Linked DNA regions of Mus musculus: region 1 is linked to region 2. Evidence: chromatin loops called from intact Hi-C (ENCODE). Cell type or tissue: left cerebral cortex. All regions are shown on one strand. Links, peaks and the distances in the headings refer to the core of each region. The heading gives the core; the rest is flanking DNA. Region 1 holds the start of Zfyve28 (zinc finger, FYVE domain containing 28). Region 2 overlaps Zfyve28 (zinc finger, FYVE domain containing 28).

What was found. A loop is a pair of places that touch in the nucleus more often than their neighbours do. Peaks named below come from ENCODE experiments on the same cell type or tissue, not always from the same donor. Only the 100,000 strongest peaks of a DNase experiment are listed, where the experiment ranks them.
Region 1: a loop joins it to region 2, with 4 times the contacts of the local background. A loop is called at or near these places in 4 of 42 quality-filtered maps.

The regions. Positions count from the first base shown.
Region 1 is chr5:34,284,234-34,295,246 of GRCm38, forward strand. It overlaps Zfyve28 (zinc finger, FYVE domain containing 28), which reads right to left and starts at 4,091. Exons shown (of 13, transcript NM_001015039.1): 1 at 3,866-4,091. The coding sequence starts at 3,904. It overlaps Cfap99 (cilia and flagella associated protein 99), which reads left to right and starts at 4,432. Exons shown (of 16, transcript NM_001370805.1): 1 at 4,432-4,527. In left cerebral cortex, for the core only: a CTCF peak has its summit at 4,230; DNase peaks (open chromatin) are centred at 2,426, 2,750, 3,122, 3,720 and 1 more place; H3K4me3 peaks cover 3,213 bases; H3K27ac peaks cover 2,376 bases.
Region 2 is chr5:34,204,459-34,215,471 of GRCm38, forward strand. All of the region lies in intron 8 of Zfyve28 (zinc finger, FYVE domain containing 28), which reads right to left. Among named protein-coding and RNA genes, the nearest start is that of Mxd4, 22 kb to the left of the region's middle. In left cerebral cortex, for the core only: a CTCF peak has its summit at 5,966 (motif pointing right); DNase peaks (open chromatin) are centred at 5,967 and 9,821.

The DNA.
Region 1 (11,013 bases), core at 968-8,967, 79 kb after region 2:
CTGTAACCTGAACCCTAAATGTTTGCAAACAGCATCTCCACTTCTCACAGTGAAGGACTGCTAGGAGACTCCACAGCAAAGGAGCGGCATGCAGGTCAATAGCCACGCCCCTGGTAGTGGTTTGGAGCTGAGACAAGAAGGCTCTTTGTGGGGCGCATGTGCAGAAACTAGACACCACAGCCACCATTCCCATACCCCTGACAAGCAGTAGTACCTGCCAGTCAATTCCTCCTTAAAGATAGAAAGTACAAATGCATCCTTCATGTGCATCAATAGGCTCACCCAGGGCAGCCAGGAATTGCAGCTTAGGCAGGGTCTTAGCCTAGAGTTCTTATCCTCTTAGGCCAACTTCCTCCCTTGGTAACCAGCAATGTCACCCAGGTCAGTCAGAGAAGGTCACCACCTGCCTGGACTTTCTAACACAAACATCCTTTCTGAGAAAGTCTTTGCCTGCACTCTCTAAGCAATATGGACAGCTCAGCCTCTGAGCCTTCACCACACACCTTTCTCTCACAGACGCCAAACCCAGAATAGCAGGAGTCTAATAGTACTTCATCAAGGAGGGGGGGGAGCTGTTCAAAGGCTGAGTTTAAGAAAATCAATGAAAATATAATGCTTTGACATGTCATTTTAACATAAACTATTATTCACCGGGTATATTTTTCCTCCAACTCAGTTTTTAGTGCTTTGGAAACCAAAATTTTTGTCATTTAGAAAATAATCTAAGCATTTCCCATTGCTTCTCTGAACTGTAGGAATAACAACATTTTTCAAAATATTTCCACCACAAGTTATGAACATGGTCTGTATGTGTTCGGTTTTAAACCATAGCAGCAGTTACATTTAAATGTTGTTTAAATAGTGTATCTAAATAGGAAGTGAAAGGGGATCAAGTCTGAAGCAATCTCCCCAGACAGCCCCCCTCCTCCCCCACACCCCACCTCCACTCCTGCCACCATTTAACTCTTCCAGGCCCAGAATCATTTCAGGACCAACTCTCAATTCACTTGTGCCAAAATATGTTCAAATATAGGAAGGAGAAACATAATCGCTTCATAACTGAAGGGAAAAAAATCTAAGCTTTGGTTTGAAAAATTAAAAACTACTAGGATGACCTACCGCAACCCAAATGCTTCAAACAATCAAGACACCGACATTCAACAATGAATCTCAAACCAGAGATGCCTCACCATTAGACTGGCCACAGGGCATCAGCTCTGGAGACAGTCATGGCCAGAGCAAGATCTCAGACAGAGATATGGCTCAAGTCCAGAGGTCAAGGACAGTAACAGACAGCTTATTGAGAAATGACAATGAGGAAGAGGACAGCTGCAGGGGGGGGGGGTCTAACCTATCTCTTCCCTTCTAAAAAGTACATGGCTTTGGGCTGAATCACCCAAAGTTACCAACTCAGCTCTCCACTTGCCATGGTCTGTACCTAGAAAGCAATCTACTGCTCAACAGGGAACGTTATGGACATGATACTTAACTTTGGGGCACAACAAAGGAAGACCACTGTGAATTAACTGTGAGTGATAACCAATGGTTAAGTAGGCACTGCTCCTTCCTTTCAAACAGTTAAGGAGGGTCACAGAACACACCTTTCCTACTGTAGCACTGCTGGAATGGCACCTGGACGCCCCAGCGCCCCACAAGCATTCTGTCTTAGTCAGGGTTTCTATTCCTGCACAAACATCATGACAAAGAAGCAGTTGGGGAGGAAAGGGTTTATTCAGCTTACACTTCCATACTGCTGTTCATCACCAAGGAAGTCAGGACTGGAACTCAAGCAGGTCAGGAAGCAGGAGCTGATGCAGAGGCCATGGAGGGATGTTCTTTACTGGCTTGCTTCCTCTGGCTTGCTCAGCCTGCTCTCTAGTAGAGCCCAAGACTACCTGCCTAGAGATTGGGGGGGGGGGGGCGCACAAGGGGCCTTTTCCCCTTGATCACTAATTGAGAAAATGCCTTACAGCCTTACAGTTGGATCTCATGGAGGCATTTCCTCAACTGAAGTCCTTTCTCTGTGATAATTCCAGCTATGTCAAGTTGACACAAAACTAGCCGGTACACATTCTGAGAAGCATTCTGAGAGACAGGGACGTAGCTCGGGCATGCAAACACTCCCACCTGCTCCCCTGACATTTGTTATTGAAAAAGTAAATCCCACCTCTGCAATGACTTTTTCAGTACTGAACTTGTGTTGTTGTTGTTGTTGTTGTTGTTGTCGTTTGGTTTTGTTTTTCTTGTGCTAAAAATTCACTCAATTGGGGCGGGGGGCACTCCTTGTGCAGATAAGCAGAGCAGGAGCTGCTGCAGCCGCTAGCAGACCCACTAACCATCAGCAGGCAGGACTGTGCACATTGAAGGGATTGCAGCAAAGAGAGTGCCAGACGCCTAGGGCGTGGCTAAGGGCAAGCAAGACTCAAACCACACCCATCGCAAGGGTCGCAAGGGTTCCCCACACACAACCCCACCCCCCAGTATATTTGCCCACAACCAGGAAGACAGGAGCACGAGCCGCTGCTGCACCAGCGCACAAGACTCCAGAATACCTTCTGTCCAGTCCGAGGCTGATCAAAGGCAGCCCCATGCTTTGTAAGCCTTCACCCCAACATTCTCTAACCTAAGGAAAAACTTCCCGACCTCGGCAGACAAAAACTGTAACAGATTCAGATCCCTGAAAGTCCCCTAAACCTCAAATGCCAGTCTTCCAAACAGACCAGCTGTCTCTCCAGAATACTCGCCCCACTCCGAGAGACCATTCACAGAGTCTGGGACAGAAACCCTAAATCAAGAAATGTGGCTAGTCACGGCGGGAGAGCGGTCAGTTCCTTGGGTGGGCCAAAGAGAAGGAGGCCTCTGACTTCGGAGATACCAGCACGCAGCCGCTGCACTGCTCCCGCCCTTAGTCTTTGCAGTGACCCCACCCAGGTCGTGACCCTCTGAAGACCTCCAGCGTTGGCGTCCCCAGACTCCGCCAACCCCCAACACGCAGCTTTGGACGCCGCAGCTGCGTCCTGGATCTTCGCTGGATCCTAGCTTTGCATCGCCCAGCTGCGAACAGAGCGCACCGGGTCCGGCTCCGGGCTGCCAGCCCCAGGCAGGCAGCGGGACGCAGCGCCCGCAGTGCGACTGGCACGGCTGCCGGGGCGCGCCGCCTGGACCCGAACTGGCTGGTGAATCGCACCTCCGGCCCACTGAAGCTTCAAGCTCCACGAGCCTCACCCCGCGACTGGGCAGAGGACTGGTCGGAGATCCAAAAGGGTGCAGGCGGCTACCGGAACAGGATAGAGATGAGAACTGGACCAAGATCCAATTACTCCGTTTTGGGATAGAGGACCAGACCGCGGCGTGAGGGACCTCTAAGATACGGGAAGAAAGAGTCTGACCAAAGCCTAAGGTTGGAGAAAGGGGAATGAAACGGTCGGTTCCCAAGTGCGAAGGGAGGGTGGGAGACCCACTATCCTAGGACAGAATAATTGTGTTGCGAAAAGATGAAGGAGCATCAGCGGTGAGGCTAGAGGGAACCAAGAGAAGTAGGGGCTCTGAGCACGCAGGCTGGGACCGCTGGGTGCGAGCTGGAGCCAGCCCATCTAGTATCCAGACGAGGAGAAACATGACAGTACACCCAGGCCCGAAAGAAAGAGCCCCGTCTGGTACTGGAAAAGAGCAGTCAATGCGCGCCAGGTACATGGTCTGTCCAAGTCGCGGAATGCAGGGAAAGGGCATCCCATGAACTGGAGAAAGAAATTCATACAGGGCCAAGGAAACGAGGTCTATCTATCAAGGAGGGACCTGCAGGATAAGGGATCTGGAGGGGGGAAAGCGCGACGCCGGGACATGGTCCGCAGCTGGAGCCGCTCACCTTGGGTTTGTACAGCCACTTTCGGAATCTGTTCATCATCGCCGCGCCGGCCCGAGCCACGCTCCGGGCGGCCCTCGCCCTCTGCAGCGCTGCGCCCGGGTCCGGCTGCGGCGCGGGGTGGACACGCAGGCAGGGCCGGGACCTGCTTGAGCAAGCAGATCGTGTGCGCGGCGCCTAGCGCCGAGCAGCTGGCTGCAGGTGCGCGGGGCAGGTGCGCGGCCGGAAGGATGCTCAGCAAGCGGCGCGCGGCCGACCCAAACCCGCGAGCGGGCGGGCGCGCGGAAAGGCGCGGGCACAGGGCGCGCGGTGCTTCACGGCTTAAGAGCACCCAGCGCCTCCGCCGGTCACGACCGCACATGCGCCGGAGGCGCCGCACGCCCCCGGCCCGCTGCAAGTGGTGGATGGGGCGAGCCCGGCGAGGCCGCCAATCCCCGCCCAACGCCACGCCGTACCCCACCCGGGACGCGCACCAAGGGAGGGAGGCTCAGGACTACAGGTCCCGGCGCCCACCGCGGGCAGGGCCTGCGCGGCGTTGCTAGGTGACGGCGCCCAAACGATGCCTAGGCGATCTGCGGGTACCGGAGCTGGCCAGTGAACGCTCCCGCCCGCGGCGCCTGGACAGACTACGAGGTTAAAGCCAAGGAAGGCCAAGAGGCCCGCAGGTAGGCAGGCAGGTTAAGGTGAGGGGCCGCCACAGGGAGCCAGGCACAGCCCATCCTCTTCTCCCTAACTCGTTTTCTCCAGTTCTCCAATCTTTGCCTATTTTCTGGCCTTAGCGAGCTACCTTTGCGCTTTTCTTCCCACCTCCAAAAATAAAAGTAGGGTGTTTTCCACCACCTCCAATCAATCTCTCTCTCTCCCTCCCTCTCCCTCCCTCCCTCCCTCCCTCCCTCCCTCCCTCTCTCCCTCTCTCCCTCTCTCCCTCTCTCTCTCTCTCTGTTAACAGGTGACCCAGATGACTACCTCTTAATACAGTGTGTGTACCCTAGCAGTTCCTGCATCTTCCCTTAGCCCCTCAGCCCTGGACCTGCTTTGTAGCTCCCTTCTTACTCCTTGGAAGCTGCTCTCCACCCATTTCTATGTAGTTCCAGGCAGCTACGTGGTTTTAAAAACATTTTTTCCCTCCAGCCTAAATGCTTGAATTCAGATGTTTGCCTGTTCTTCACTATTTGTACAACTAACAGATCACCTTAGAGTCAACATGTCCACAACTGTATACTCTCTCAGTCATAAAAACTGCTTGTGGGGCTGGGAAGATAGCTCAATCAGTGACGTGTTTGCCTAATTAGTGGAAGAAGGTTCAGCATGCCAGAACTCACTGGAAAAACAAAAACAAAAACAAAAACCCTAGGCATGGACTGGAGAGATAGCACGGTGATTAAGAGCAGTGGGTGCTCTTGGCAAGGCCCCAGATTCAGTCACCAGCACCTCCATGGCTGCTCACAACTTTCTGTAACTCCACCTCCAAATAATCAAACCCCTCTTCTGGACTTCATGGGCCCTGCATGCATGTGATGCACATACATACATGCAGGCAAATACACATAAACATAAGAAATAAATATATTTTTGTAAAAAAGGCCAGGCATTATGACATTTACAATCGCTGCACTTCAGAGGCTAAGAAGATGGACCCACGGGGTTCACTAGTCAATGTAGCCTATTGCCTAGTTGGTGAGCACCACAATAATGGGAAACTCTGCCCAAAACACAAGGTGGAGCTGGGCGTGGCGGCGCACGCCTTTAATCCCAGCACTTGGGAGGCAGAGGCAGGCAGATTTCTGAGTTTGAGGCCATCCTGGTCTACAAAGTGAGTTCCAGGACAGCCAGGGCTACACTACGGTCATTTTCTGGCCGCCCCATGGAAGTGCACACACTTACATATGCACCCATATATACACGCACATAAAAATAAGTAAAAAAATTTTAAAAGAAAACTAAAAGCAGCTCTTCCCAAAGCCATCATCTTCTCCAAGTGAAGACGTTGAGCAGACACATGAATTCATGTCCAGTAGTAAGTAGATTAATAAATTATCTGGTGTCTGTTCACCCTTGGCCAACTCCAAAGCCTGGGGCTATTACTGTGCAGAAGCTGTTTCTATGCTTCATATTGGAAGTTGTGCCCAAGATAAAGGCTGAGCCCAAGGAGGTAGGTATATCAGGATCAGGCTTAACTATAGGCAGAAAGATCCCAGCATGACAGATTTGTTCACATTCAAGAGATGTGTGCAGGGCTGGTGAGATGGCTCAGCGGGTAAGAGCACTGACTACTCTTTTGAAGGTTCTGAGTTCAAAACCCAACAACCACATGGTGGCTCACAACCACCCGTAATGAGATCTGATGCCCTCTTCTGGTGTGTCTGAAGTCAGCTACAGTGTACTTACATATAAATCTTTAAAAAAGAGAGAGAGATGTGTGCAGAGGTAATTCTGGACATGCAACAGGAACCAGCTTTCTGGCTACCATCCTTGACCTGTTTACTGAGGATTCAGGATGGCTGCACTGGTTCTAGCCATCGCCTCCTAAGCCCATGAACCTACTGGAAAAGAGAAGAAAGAGATGTCCTACACTTCAGGCTAATGCTCCCACAGTTTATTCTCTAGTACTTCTGAGAGATGGAAGAACTTGTACACACGACCATAGCCAGCTTTCAAGGAGGCTGAGAAATGTCACTGACCGGTTGGGTAACAATAGGCCCAAGTGAGAGTCAGGCTTTGTAGTTCAGGAGGGAAGAGAAAGCTGCAAGGAGTGGCTTCATAGCCTGTTGTAGAAATTTTTAATTCCAACCTGGGGTTTCTACACAGTCTTTGACCATTTAGTTCATGGATAAAAGACACAACCTTTATATTTACAATAAGCCTTAAACAGCACAACAGCTGAGCAGATACCTACCTTATATGCAATTAGAATCTACTTTCCTATTGATAACCCCAAATTATTACTTACTACTTACTATGTTTCATCTGGGCTGCTCTTAACTTCAATTGGCCAGCCCTCGAGGCCAGCTCATCTAAACCTATGGTGGCTTCTCCTTCCTCCTGCACCTTCTTCTTCTCATGGTTCTTCTCCAATCCCAAGCCCAGAAAATCTAAACCCCACCGATGTCTCTTCTGCTCAGCTATTAGCTATTGGCATCTTTATATACCAATCAGAAATAGCCTGGGGGCAGGGTCACTTAGGTCTATGTGCAGACTCCTGGTCTTTCCCCTCCCCCAACACTTAACATTGTGATACACAGTAAAAGACAAAACCTCAACAGTAGCCGCCACACTTAGCAGAGCAGCTTTAGTTGTGGGGAAAGAGGGTGCTTTCACTAACATATGTTTGATATGGCCTAAGCTGTTGAAGTGGATTGCATCTGATAGAAACGAACCCTCCTTGCTTGCTTCAGCCTGCCTTCCAGGTTACCTCAAGGGCCAGACCATTGAGCCCTGATTCGAGAATGGAGTTAAAGAGCCATATTTAAAGGTAATCAATCCACTTAGGAGTTAGATCTCAATTCTCACCCGCAAACTAAATAATACTGAGATACTTGAGATGTGGCTCAGTATTGGACCAATTACCCAGTGTAGGAGATGCTGTGGGTTCTGTCTCTTGCACTAAAAGCAAGTAAACAGACAATTATTTTAAGTAAAGCTGAGTCTGGCTGTGGATATGTGGGCCTGTGATCCCAGCACTGAGGAAGCAGAGGCAGGAGGATGGAGATTTTGAAGCCAGACTCCACTACATATCAAGACCACCTTCCCCAAAACAAAAATAAACAAGAAAAAAATTAAACCAAAACTTAGTGTAGAGTTGAGGTGCTCGAAGCATGCTTCAGAGTTGGCTGAGCCCATGCCTGTTCTCCAGTCGCAGATATGATTGTTTTTCTCAAACTTTAGGTGAATTTCAGAGGGGATTCAGAGTCTATCCACCCTCACAAAGCACCTGCTCTTTGCCCAGGTGTGGGGCAAGGCAGCCTCCACCACACAGTGAGCAGAGGGTCAGGCTGGCTCCTGGGAGCTCCCTCCCACCTTCAGGTTGGTTCTTTGGTCCATTCCATTTGGATCCTCTACCAAGGTCAACTCTAGACCTGGGAGGGCTTGAATTAATTCCTTCCATCCTCCCTGACTCAGGTCAGCCTCGGGCACTTGACCCACCCTTTTTGCAGAGACACACAGGCTCCATAGCAGGGGAGCAGGAAGCAGTCTTTGCTCCCTGGCACCCTGGGCAACACATCCACATCAATTCAGCCCAAGACCTGGGCTTCCAGATTGGAAACTTACTGAAAAAGGAAAATCTAATATTCCCATCAGAGTATCTAATGATAGTTAGCATGTAGATAGGACCTCGACAACCTGAGAGACCACTGGACATGCCTGCCTGGGTGGGAGGGTGTAATCTTGATTACCTTAACCCTGTGGAAAGACTCACTCACCTTAACTGTGAGCAGGACCAGTCCATGGTCTGGGTGTCCCACCAGGGATCCTGGGCTGTACACAATGATTACAATTACTGCGGAGAAGGCAAGCCGAACCTTAGGATGCGACCATCCCTCTGTTTTCCTTTGTGCACTAGATGTATTTAGTTTCCTTTCACATTCTGCATGCAATGTGGTCATTGGCCAGGCTCCTGCTACCTTGACTCCCTGCAGTCACGAACTGCTGCCTTGAACCTGTGGAGAAGAGCAGCCACTTCTCAGCACTGTGTCCAGGACATTTGCTCTGTGTTCTGTTCTGGTTTTGTTTTCCTTGGTGCTGACGATAGAATCCAAGGCTTGGCTTTTTAGGCTAGTGCTTCCTGGCTGAGCCCCATTCCTAGGTCTTTAACTGGGAGTCTATAAAAATGCTTTCTTTGCCTGCCTGTGTTCTTTGCTCTGGGTCCTGGCTATGTGTGTACTGGTCTCCTTTACCTCACTTCTTTGACAGAGCAAGTGAGGCATTTGAGGCCACACCCCAGGCTCTCACAGAAAGAAAATCTCTTTGGGGATAGGGAACCAGATTCCCCACTCCAAACTCCTCAACATGGGCTTGTTCTCTTGTTTCCTTAGAAAATACTCTCAGAGAATCTATCCCCCCAGTTAAATGAGACAATAAAACTGAAACGTCTTGTATAAAGGACTCATGTTAGTAAAAGTTAGTAAAAGCAGACAATTTATAAAGTCAATGTGTGCAGGGCAGTGGTGGCGCACCCCTTTAATCCCAGCACTTGGGAGGCAGAGGCAGGAGGATTTCTGAGTTCAAGGCCAGCCTGGTCTACAGAGTGAGTTCCAGGACAGCTAAGGCTACACAGAGAAGCCCTGTCTCGAAAAAAAGAAAAAAAAAGTCATTGTGTGGGATGAGTGAGGTTAAAGCATATTGTCCACATGTACGAAACTGTCTAATCATAAGAGACTTGTTTTTAAAGATTTATTTATTTATTTTAGGTACACGAGTGCTCTATCTGCATATACACCTGTGTGCCAGAAGAGGGCATCAGATCACATTATAGATGGTTGTAAGCCACCATGCGGTTGGGTTGTTGGGGACTGAACTCAGGACCTCTGGAAAAGCAGTCAGTGCTCTTAACCACTGAGCCATCTCAACAACCCTAACTTTTTTCTTTTTTTTTTTTTTTTAAAGTAAGTCTGGGTCTAGATGAAACTCGGTGACAGAAACCTAGATATCGGAGGTCCTAAGTTTAGTCGGTGTGTTCTTGTCGGTTTTATCCTGGCCACCTGTGACTGTCTTTCAGATCAGATGAGGAACCTGCCTTAGCTACTTACACCTTTTTCTATTTTTGTGTTCATCCTTCATAGATCACTCTAGGCCTAGGCCAAGTTTAGGTGACAGGCGGGGACCTGCTCACCACACTTACCAAGACTTAATGAATGTTTAATTGACTTCAGAGGTTTCCTTGAGGGACTCCCAGGCAGAGAAGGCAGTGTAAGCATGTAACTCGATGTTGAGAGATTCCCCTAAGCTAATGGGTAGAGAAAGGGTGGAGGATTTGAGGTTCAGGGGTCATAAGAAAGAGGCTTCTTAGCCACTGAAAGACCCCAGTGAAAGAGAAGACTTTGGACTGAAGCTTGTCACATGCTGAGAGACCTCTCTGGGTCCCACGGCAACAGAACGTGGGAACAGACTCTTGAGACCTCACCTCTCCACTTCTCCCATAACAGACAAAGCCAAAGCCCTGGGGCCCACTGCTGTTCCCACCCCACCCAATGCCCTCAGGAACCTCAGCTCAGTCTTGGTGCCTTGGGAGGGGCCGGGCTGGGAGACTAGGTGAATGTAATTAAGACTTCACATAGACACATCCTCTATCTCAAAAGTGAGGCCAGGGGAAAAGGATTCCATGCACACAAGTAACTGACTCTGATTGAGTTGGCAGCCTGCACCCTACCACCTCCAGCAAGGACTCTGATACTGTCAGAGGCATGGGAAGTGAGAGCCAGTGCTTACTGTGTCTAGACATGTCTTTTGTCCACTAGCTGCACCTGGCTGGGAAAAACTGTTTTGCTGGGGCGCTGAAAACTATAGAGGTGGATAATCTTTTCAGAACTAATGTTCTCTCTAGAGCTACCTGTCAGTGCCGTGTTTGCCACCAGGACACTAGTAACTAGGAGTTGGAGTACTTGGTAAATGCTTGCGGGAGTCCAGCTATCCTCCCTCTTCACCCTCACCCCCACCCCTCCAATTCCCCTGCAACACACACACACACATACATACAAACACACAAAGGAGGAAGGACCTCCCCACACCCACAGGCTGCCTTTAGCCAAGATTCCTGGAGTGTCTGAGATTGTTTTCTACTTAGGAGAGATCCCGAGTGGAACAAAGGGCCCCAAGAACTGTTCCAGATAAAGAGGGCAAAGGTCCTGCATAGCCAATGACATCAGGGCTTGCAGAACTGACCAGACAAGGGGTAGAGCCAGGACAGGAGCAGACCTCCAGGGTACTGCCTGGTAGGTATAGTCTCAGGGAGGGGCTCTAGCTCCAACTCCTTGAATAATGGCCAGATCACCAGCCCTCCCTCCCCCTCCCTGACAGACAGACAGACACACACACACACACACACACAGAGAGAGAGAGAGAGAGAGAGAGAGAGAGAGAGAGAGAGAGCGCGCCAGAGGGGAAGCCACAGGTCTCCCAGTCTATGAGGCAATGTCCCAGAAAATGATCCTGGC
Region 2 (11,013 bases), core at 2,089-10,088:
CCCTGTGTACCATCCAATAGCATCCACTTCTGTGTTTGCCAGGCACCAGCATAGCCTCACAAGAGACAGCTATATCAGGGTCCTTTCAGCAAAATCTTGCTGGCATATGCAATGGTGTCTGCGTTTGAAGGCTGATTATGGGATGGATCCCCGGGTGTGGCAGTCTCTAGATGGTCCATGCTTTCGTCTCAGCTCCAAACTTTGTCTCTGTAACTCCTTCCATGGGTGTTTTGTTCCCATTTCTAAGAAGGTGCAAAGTGACCACACTTTGGTCTTCGTTCTTCTTGAGTTTCATGTGTTTTGCAACTTGTATCTTGGATATTCTAAGTTTCTGGGCTAACTAGCTGCATATGTAGCAGAAGATGGCCTAGTCAGCCATCATTGGGAAGAGAGGCCCCTTAGCCTTGCAAACTTTATATGCCTCAGTACAGGGGAAAACCAGGGCCAAGAAGTGGGAGTGGGTGGGTAGGGGAGTGGGTGGGGGAGGGTATGGGGGAATTTTGGGATAGCATTTGAAATGTAAATGAAGAAAATACCTAATTTAAAAAAATAAACAAACAAATAAATAGAAATTCAATTCCAAGAAGAGAATGAAGAGGCAGCAGGCAGCAGATGGCACCCTTGGGCCTGCAGATGGTGATGGCAGCAAGAGGCTGAAAGAGGAGAGAGGTGGAGAAATGGGCCAGGGCACAGTGGGCATCTGGCCATCTACCTAGGAAACACACTGCTAAGGATCTGATGCCTGAGATAAAACTAGCAGGCGACTTGGCCTGTCCAGAAGTTAGCCAGGAGGGTCTCACACTTAGGCCCTGGACCCGGTCAGTCCCACCACCCTGGACATCTCAGTCCCCAAGAGTAAAGCTCCAGAGAGCTGAAATGGCCACAACATGGTCTGGCTCTGCCTTCTTCAGGAGTCAAGAGGTCAGGCAATACCCTGGATAGTTTTGTCAACTTGACACTTCACTTAAGGCAATCACTTCCTTATGTCTGTACTATAGGCTAGCTTGTAGGGCATTTTCTTAATAAATGATGAATGTGGGAAGGCCTGGCACTTTATAGGGGAGGGTGCTATCCCTGGGCTGGTGGTCTTGGGTACTATAAGAAAGCAGGCTGAGCAAGCCAGAGGGAGCAAGCCAGAAAGCAGCTCTATGGCCTCTGCATCAGCTCCTGCCTCCAGGTTCCTGCGTGCCTGAGTTCCTGCTCTCACACCATTTGATATTGAACTGTTCTATGGAAATAAACCTACCCCCACTCCAAACTGCTATAATGGTGTTTCGTCACAGCAATAAGACAGGTAGGGCAGGACAACTTTCTAATAACAAGCTCTAAAAATATCTAACTAGGTCACACCCACTTTGCAGGTCAGCTGTGAATGGCAGCAGGTGGTCAGCATGCTATGACCATCAGGCACCTTACAGTGCTGCTTGGCTCTAGCAGAGAGTTATGTATGCTGTCCTAGGGTGAATGGTATCCATTCATATGCATGATGAAGTCCTACCCTGCAGTCAGCATCCTAGTGGGCATCATGAACTCAGATGAGGTCATACTAGAGCAGGGTAGGCCCTGATCCAACAGGACTGGTAACTCCATAAATAGTAAATCAACACAGACATGCATGAAGGAATGGCAGCATGTGGTGATGAAGGCACGGGTTGTGCGTGATGTTTCCACAAGCCAAAAAATTCCAGGGATGCCTGGCCACCACCAGGAGCAGGAGGGTAGCCTAGGACAGGATCTCCCTCACAGCCCCTGATAGAACCAGCTCTGAGACTCCCTTATCTTGACTTCCTGTTGTCAAGACTGCAAGACGGCAGTTTTCCTCTGCAGCATCTACTGCTCATTGTTAAAGAAGCTCCAAGACATTTTTTTTCATGAAGGAATGAATGTCCATGACTTAAATGAACCCAATATGAACCGTACCAGGCACAGGCTGCACCCAATCACTGCATAGCTCCTACCAAGAACCCTACAGATCCAGGACAGAGAAGCTCTGCATACAAAAGTCATGAGGTCTCTATTCAACTCACTCACCTCCCATCCCTTTAACTCCCTCTCTACAAACAGACCCTGCTACACAAATCTCTTCCTGCTCCACCCCTGCCCACTACTGTGGACCCATTGTGTATTAACACAATGAGAATGTAAAAACCTGCAACAGCCTTTCTTCTTGTTCTGGATCTACACCAGAAGATCCCCAACACAGTAGCCTCCATGTCTGAGGAACAGACAAGAGAGTCCATACATAAGCAGGCTCTCCTCTCTGCGGGGACAATCACTTTGCAGGGACCAGACACTATATGGAAGAGTGCCCTGGCCAGGCACTCTTCCTGATGTCATCATCATGGCACCATGAAAACACATCCAATGGTGGTTCCTCTGGGAAAGTGGAAGAGCAGAGTAGTCAGAAGCCCAAGATCCATATGTTATGGTGAATGCCACATGCCCCCAAGTGTGACACATCCACATCACACCCCAGAGGATTTGGCAGTGAGCTTTTTGGAGAGAAGGTACTTTATAGATTCGTCAGTGTCAGGATCTCACGATGAGGCCAGCCTGGATGATCAGTAAAGGTCCTTATGAGGGAGAGATTTCCCACAAGTCAAGGAAATGCCAGGAGCCCTGGGAACTCGAGGCAGGAAGGCTCAGAACCTTTAGCTGGAGTACAATGTGACCTCAGACCTCTAGCCTCTAAGACTTGAGAGTAGAAGTCTGGCTTTAGGTCTCCTCTAACACTAATATGGATATGGAATCTCTGATCCCCTCCTGAGACCATCTCACAGCTGCTCGTGAGTTACTGGTCCAGAGATGAGATCACTGAGCCCAGATAATAGCAGTCAAATGTCCTGATGGCTAGATAAAGATCCAGTCTGTGAAACAGCAGTGCAGCTGCCTCAGGCCACTAATACACAGAGCCGTTTGCAGGGAGGGGATATTCATGCAGTGAAGAGAAGTCCACACAAGCACAGCACGCTTAAAGTGTTTGATGCCGTCAAAGGAAATAGTCATACCTAACATATAATTATAGCTTAAGTCGTTTAGGGGAGTCGGAACTTGTAATCAATGTTTATACATCTAGGAAAGTGCTCTGCAAAGAGTGTTTACTGTTGCTTTCATTCCACAAATTGAACAGCAAAGAGGTGGTCTCGATTCATGCTTCTGAGTGCAGGCTTTGAATGCCACAGCACCTGGAGACCAACTGCAGGAAACGAAGGAAGACAGCTGAAGTCTCTTTAAGAGAAACAGCACACACACACACACACACACACACACACACACACACACAAGGGATGGGGGGAGGGGCTTCTGGTGACATGGCAACTGTCACTACAGATTCTAGCTGCCCCTACCCCCATTACCTCTGCCAAGCCTCTCAGGGTGACTTGGAAGGAAGGTGGATCCTCACTTCCACCCCACCATTCCAGGCTAGGGACTACAACCCTGAGAGGGTGGCTGAGGGGACACCATCCCCAACCCTCTGAAATCCCCACAGCTCCCACTCCTCCCCTCCTTGCCACTCAGAGCCTCTCTCTGGGGCAGGGAAAGGGTCAGAGTTCTCATCCACATCCCACAGTTATCAAAAGATAGCCGAGAGGCAGAAGAAGCACTGTGGGACAGCAAATAGTCCTGAATGTGACAAGGCAAGCACCAGGTCCGCCAAGTGCAAAATGAACTAAGCTCCATTCTCTCTGGCGGCCTGACGTCTCTGGCCTTTGAGAAGGGCGGGCCATTCACCTAGATAGGAACATTCTTTACATTTTCAGTTACTGCTGACCAAGACCACATATTCAGGTTCGGCTGAGGCTAAGTACAGAGTGCCCTGCCTCAGGCATGCCTGTCTGAAGACACGGAGCCAATTAGCCTGTGAACTGCACTCACACCCATGTTGTGATGCCATGGTGGGACCCCCATGAGGTAAAGGACTCTCAGGAAATTAGACAGTCTGAGCTGAAGGTTGCCAGGCATCAACATCTATGCCAGGGCCTCTGTTTATTTAATCCACAGAGTGGAGAAGTAATGCTGTCTGACCTTAAGAGAGGAATGCTAAGCCCACACTGTGGAGGGATGAGCCTTTGATGCACATTCTCTAGACATGGGGCTGAGACATCATAGATCATCAGGATAATGGAGAAGAGAGAGTCGAGGCAACCAGGAAAGCCATTGAGGTCACAGGCTGCCTCAATCTGCCATTGTCAAGGTGGGAGCCCTCTGAAGACCTAGCTAGGACAACAGAATGAAGTTGCCCCAGCACGGAGTGACCAAAGGTCTACTCATGCTCTGTGGACATTGCTCTCATGGCAAGATAACTGATCCTAGACTTCCCAAGGCCTGTGCTAGAAGTGTCTCCACATCTGACTGTGAAAGTATCCAGAAGAAACACAGTAAGCCAGACTCTACAGCCATACACAAGGCTCTGATCACTACACTCAGCCCCTGGCTATCCCAGGGAAGGAGAGACACAGACATCAGGTGGGCCTGAGAAGCCCTATCCTCAGAGCCCAACCTTGATTATGACAGTGATAGCATGGCCTCTGTGAGGAGGCCAAGCCTGCAATCCATCAGTGAAGGCCAGCGGGCTGTGACCTAAGGGACACATGTGTAGGGTCAGTGGGGAAGGAAATCCTATTCATGCTGGTAACCCGTTATGCCAAAGATATGTGAGCCTGAATCCACAGTCCCTCCTCTACTGGATTGAGTGCAATAGTGCCCAATATGGAGACTGCCTCTAAGTGGCCACAGATGCCACAACTACTCTTGTGGTTCTGGTCTACTCACCAGGTCCTGAGGCCATCTGCCCTGCCCAGTTTCATCTGTCTATCAGCCTACAACACTGCTCACACCTTCAGGAGACACCTAGTCTCAGAGACAGAGTCAAGACCAGGATAGCACTCACCCCAGCTCTCAGAAGGCCCCCACTACTATGGTATGGGACTCTAACCTCCACATCACTACTTTTTAACTAAAGATGCAATATGTGTGTGTACACTAAAAATGTATGGAGATGAAAATAAACAAAAAGTGTGTTTACATATGTAATGCACACAATGTATATGTGTGTGCATGCAAGCACAGATACAATACACTCAGGCACACACACCAAACACACTACCACTCTTGTCATGCATGCCTGAGCTTCTGCTGCTTCTAAACGCTTCCTAGAAACTGTGCAGCAGCAAGTGGGTGAGCTTGGCTGAGGCCTTCCCTGGTCACACTGCAGTTTAAACAGCGGAAGCCTCTTCTGAAGCCTGCTGTCTGAGGATGGGCACCCTTCGACTGCATGTGATCTACGGTAGCCTTCTTTCCCTTGCTTACTTGTGAGTCTGTGCTCCCTCAGAAGCAAGAAGACTACACTGGAAATGGTCTTGCTTCACACGGATGGAACACCTGCTATATGTCTTGCTGAGAACTAAGAGCCAGGACTAGCTTGCAACCCTTCTCCAGAACAGCACAGGACATGGAGCACATACCATAAGGCTCAGTACTTCAGGCCTGGACTCTGCCAAGCCATATTCTCCAGGAGCCTCCTCCCAACACGGCACCTTCCCTACACCCACTGATACTCAGATGAGGATCTGAGGTTCCCTAAGGGAACCATCACATATGTGCCCTCTAAAGTGGGGACTGGACCACTACCAGCATACACTGGGGCTACGTTTGGGCAGAAGACAACAGGGCAGACACTGGGGAAAAGATGGAGGAAATAAGAACATTAACACTGAGACTCCAAGACTCAACAGTGCTAGGGCTAGCGACATCTGAAGGCCCATTGCCTTCCTGCCCACAGTGCTGCATTTCCACTTGGCCTTGAGCCAGGGCATTTCCCTAGATGAGGATTCTAAATCCTATCCAGATACACTGGAAATACAACAACATGCTACATGGGACTGGTTAAGAGATACTGTGAATGGTTCTAGCACATGGCCCAGCAGCTGAAATCAGTTAGAAGCCACTGCAGCTATCCACCACCAGGGGGAGCCATAGAAATGCCTGCCAGAAGGCAGCCACAGATCCCCACGCTAGTAAAGTGCCCCATTGGCTCAACAAAGGCAGTAACTGGAACTGTGCTAAAGGCCTGGTGTAAGGTGTGTCTGAGCTGCAGCCCAGAACTGTAAGCTTGTTTAAACAATGTGGGTTTTGGTTTTTGTTGTTTGGTGGTTTTTTTGTTTTTTTGTTTTTTGGGAGGTTTTTTTTTTTTTTTTTCTTTTGGTTTTTTCTTTGTCTGTTTTGTTTTTAATTTTTTTTAAATTTATTTTCTTTTAATTAAGTATTTCCTTCATTTACATTTCAAATGCTATCCCAAAATTCCCCCATACCCTCCCCCCACCCCCACTCCCACTTCTTGGCCCTGGCGTTCCCCAGTACTGAGGCATATAAAGTTTGCAAGACCAAGGGGCCTCTCTTCCCAATGATGGCCCACTAGGCCATCTTCTGCTACATATGCAGCTAGAGACACGAGCTCTGGGGGTACTGGGTAGTTCAAATTGTTGTTCTACCTATAGGGTTGCAGACCCCTTTAGCTCCTTGGGTACTTTCTCTAGCTCCTCCATTGGGGGCCCTGTGTTCCATCCAATAGCTGACTGTGAGCATCCACTTCTGTGTTTGCCAGGCCCCGGCTTTTTTTTTTTTTTTTTTTAAAGACAGGGTTTCTCTGTGAAGCCCTAGCTGTCATGGAACTCACTGTGTAGACCAGGCTGGGCTTGAACTCAAGAGATTACCTGACTCTGCCTCCCAAGTGAACTACCACCATCTGGCTGATATACACACACACACACACACACAGAGAACACAGGCTCTGCCTCCCAGGTCAGCAGGATGTATAGTAGGTGCCTGTGTTGGTAAAGATGGGCACACCTTGGAGCACGTATGTTGTGTATGTTGTGTATGCGTAGGTCAGTGTTTCTCTGGAAAGATTTTGACCTCTGTGATGCTGATTCTAGACCCTGGGGTAAAGTCTAAAGAAAAAAAAGAAAAAGAAACTGCCCAGGACTAACCTAAAACATAAATTGGAAATATGGTGTAAATAGACTATGTCCTGTGACACAATACCATTTCTATTAGAGTTGTGGGTTTGGCTGTTTTTTAAATTTTGTGTGTAAGGGTGTTTTGCTTGCATGTGTGTATTGCATGTTTGCTCGGGGCATCACAGATGATTTAAGAGGGCACTGGATCTAGAGTTACAAAGTTATGAGTTGTCATGTGGGTGCTGGGAACTACATCAAGGTCCTCTGGAAGGGCAGCCAGTGCTCTTAATCACGGAGCCATCTCTCCAACCCTAGAGTTGTGTTTAACAGGAACTTTGTGGAGAAATACTCACAGCATCAGTTTCACTATGAAGAATAATCAAAACTATTCATAAAATGTGGGAAATTTTTATTTACTTCTTTTAGTCTTTTTAGTGTTTCTAGAGTTTTTACAATGATCAGGGACCACACAGAGGGGAAAAAAAAGGGATTAGTGTAGTTTCTACAGCAAACATCCCTGCATGCTAAGGGTGAGAGATGGGTTTGAGTGGGTTTTGTCCTCTGACAAGCAGACAATGGAGTTGACAACAAAGAACGTTTTGAGTCAGGAAGCTAAGGTTAGGTGGGAGAAAACCAGCTTTCTAAAAATGTCAACTTTTCCCAAAAACATCAATCTCTGACCACTGAACAGATAGGAAAGAAGCTAGCGGAAAGGAAAGACCATTCCAGGAAAGAAAAGGAAAGAAGTTCCAGAACATTCACTCAGCAGGGTGAGGACATCCATGCTGACTACTCACAATGTCCCACCACCCTTGATGCTGGGGCTGGTGGACTCAGCCAAGGACAGAAGAGCACCCACAGAGGGGCTTCTCCAGCAGGGTCTACACTCTCAGCCGTAGGCCCCTCTGCTGCCAGCATGTGTTAGTCCCTTGGCAGGAATGACCCTTGGTCCTTGTGGAGTCCTTCTACTTGACTAGTAGTAATACACACTCCAGGGATGTGGAGGGCTCCAGCCTCAAATGCAGGTCTCTTGCCACAGCTCCCTGCTTTTCTTCCATTTTCACAGAGGTGGGACTCACACACGGGACAGAAACTTGTGAGCACAGGGCCTGCCACTGTTCATTACGCTTCCCATGTCACATATCACAGGAGATACAGAGGCACCTGCCAGATGATGGGTGAACCCCGTGATCAAATTGGAACAGCAGAGAAATGGATCCTGCTGCTTGAAAGAGTGAAGGTCACTATCCCTTCCATGGACACTGAGGCGAGGCAGACATTAGCATCTGTCTCCCAGATGTATAACTAGAGTTGAATCATAACCCACTTGTGATGAATAATCTTGGTTGTCAATTTGACTGCATACAGAAGGAAACTTTTTTTTTTTTGGTTCAAGACAGGGTTTCTCACAGAAGGTAACTGAAACCCAAGACGCTGGGCACTCCTGTGAGGAATTTTCTTAATCTGATTATTTGAGCAGGAAGACCCACCCTAAATCTGGGTCACATCTTCCAGTGCCAGCCCACAGAAAAGGACACAGAGGAAGAAACCTTTGCTTTTTGCCTGCCTGTCCTCACTCTCACTGGCAAGTTCATCTACCCTGTTGCTGCGGAACTCCTTCAGTGGTGATAGAAACAACTTCTCCAGGATTCCAACGCAGACTGAAGATCAGCTACTCCCCAGGAATCCTTCAGGACCATAGCACCAGATTAGGACTGCTGAAACAGCCAGCCTACAGACTGGACAACTACCAGTTCTCAGCCTTACCAGCATGAGACTTTGCAGTACCCAGACTAGGTCCTATATAGATAGATCCCAATCTAGTACAGGGATATATATATATATATATATATATATATATATATATATATATATATATATACACACACATACATACATATATATATAATTTTAAAACATATTAAGAATTGAAATTCAAATACTTATAATGTATATATCTGATATACATACATACATATGTATACATACACACACATACACACGCACACATACACACCCTATCTTGCTCTTTCAGAGAATCCTAATATACCACCCTGTGCATGAGACGACATGTGTCATAAAAAAGCTCTGTCACACTGCTGTTACACTAACCAGACCTCCTGACGTCTCATTCCACATTTCAGCAAATGTTCTGCCTGTGTGTGACTGGCCTCTTCCTTCTGTTTGAAAACACTCTGCTGGTCACCTCCTTGCAGGACCTGAAAGGTCTGCCACATCCACCTGGTTCCCCGGTGGGCTCCAGCACTTGGCTTGGCCCCCGAGGGATGTGCCCATGACACAGAACACTCGCCAGTACTCCTACGATGGTTCTGTCAGTGTTGGGTCAGGAGTGATAGGTAGTTGTAGGCAGACCTCTTCCAGCTCTCTAAAGCACAGTGCTGGGCTGACATGCCTCTGTCTGAGGTCCTGGCCCCTTGCCAAGTGCTTCCTCTTCAGACCCTTTGCATATTCTATACCGACTTCCAGGAAGGTGGGAGGTCTTCTGGGCCACCAGGTAGGTTGTCTCGCCTTTTCGTAGCTGAGTGTCGAGTGTGTACTGAACTGGACTGGGTTTAAATGTAGAGGCATGGATGAAGGGCCCTTCCCAGGGCAGAAGTTTCCAGATGGTAGATGTCTTCTGCTGTTTCCTGAACAAATAAGAAACAGAAAAGATTAAAAAAAAAAAGAAGAAGAAAAGAAAAGAAAAAGAAAAAAAGAAAATCCCACACCTCCCCCTGTCAAGGAATTTACAGGATTCTTGAGTCAGCCTTGTAGAAAAATAATTCACTCACCAGTAACAGAGCAGGAGGTGTCTAGGTAGCCATCAGCAGTCTGAGAAGTTAATTCATTCCATGGCTACGAAGCTGGGGCTGCCTCCAAGAAAAGGCTTTATGGAAGCAGAGAGACATCTGCACCAGCTGGCCTCAGCAGCACCATCTACAACAGCGGGAGTGTGGATGGGGGCCTGAGCGAGTGCACACTGGCCCAACCATGTCTGGGCTCGACTTTTCAGTAAAGGAAAGTGGGGACATCTCCAAAAAGCTCTGGTAAGGTTTTGGCTAGAGGTCAGGGGGCAAGGTGAAGAGGGTACGGAGCTCAGAGCCATCTATCTACCTGGTGTCAGGAGTGTGCACCCTCAAAGTCTACCTCTGAGTCTCAAACCTTTAAAGAGTAAAGTCCCGTGAGGCAGTCTTCTTCACATACATCTATTTGTTCAACTTTGTCTAGAAAGAATGCAAATATCCTATGTAGTTATAAAGCCAAGTTAAATGTTTCTATAAACTGAATGCAAAGTCAAGGGGGAACATTTTCAAGTGACTTTGGTTCTTGTTTGTTTGCTTTGGTTTTGAGACACATTCTCACTCTGTGGTCCAAGCTGGTTTCAAATTTGCCATTCTCTTGCCCCAGCCTGCCAAGGGCTTAAATTATGGGCACTCACCCAACAAGTCATTGACTGGCTGCATATTAATAGATTACACCCTAAGAATAGAAAGTTGATTAAAAATCATTGACAATTTGAAGGAGTTGAACCCCTCATTATGCACGTGCGCACACACACACACACATACATACCACTTGTAGGATGTATGTGATGTATGTAACCTTGGGTATGTGGAAAATGGTTAGTTGATATACAACCTCCATGTTCTACTATTAGAGACTGGAAAAAAATAAAAACACATGTCCACACAAAACTGGAAGTAGAATTTCATAGCTGCATGATTCTTGACAGAAAAAAAAAAAAAACCCTCTTACAGATGGATCGGCTGTGAAAGGAGAGAAACATAGCATGGCCATGCCGCATACTGGGGTGACACAGCTGAGAAAAGGAGTGAAGTCCTACTGTAGCTGCAGTGTGGAAGACCTTTGAAGACACTGTTCAGGAAAAGATGAGGCACACGGAAGTGCCTGTACTACATGGCTTATTTTCAATGTCTACAGATCATGTTTGCCAAAAGCAGATTAGAGGTTGCCAGGGCCTAGAAAGTAGGTGGGTTCAGAACGTCTACCATCACAGCCAGTAGCAGAGCAGAGAGCTATGTAGTGAGTGGGA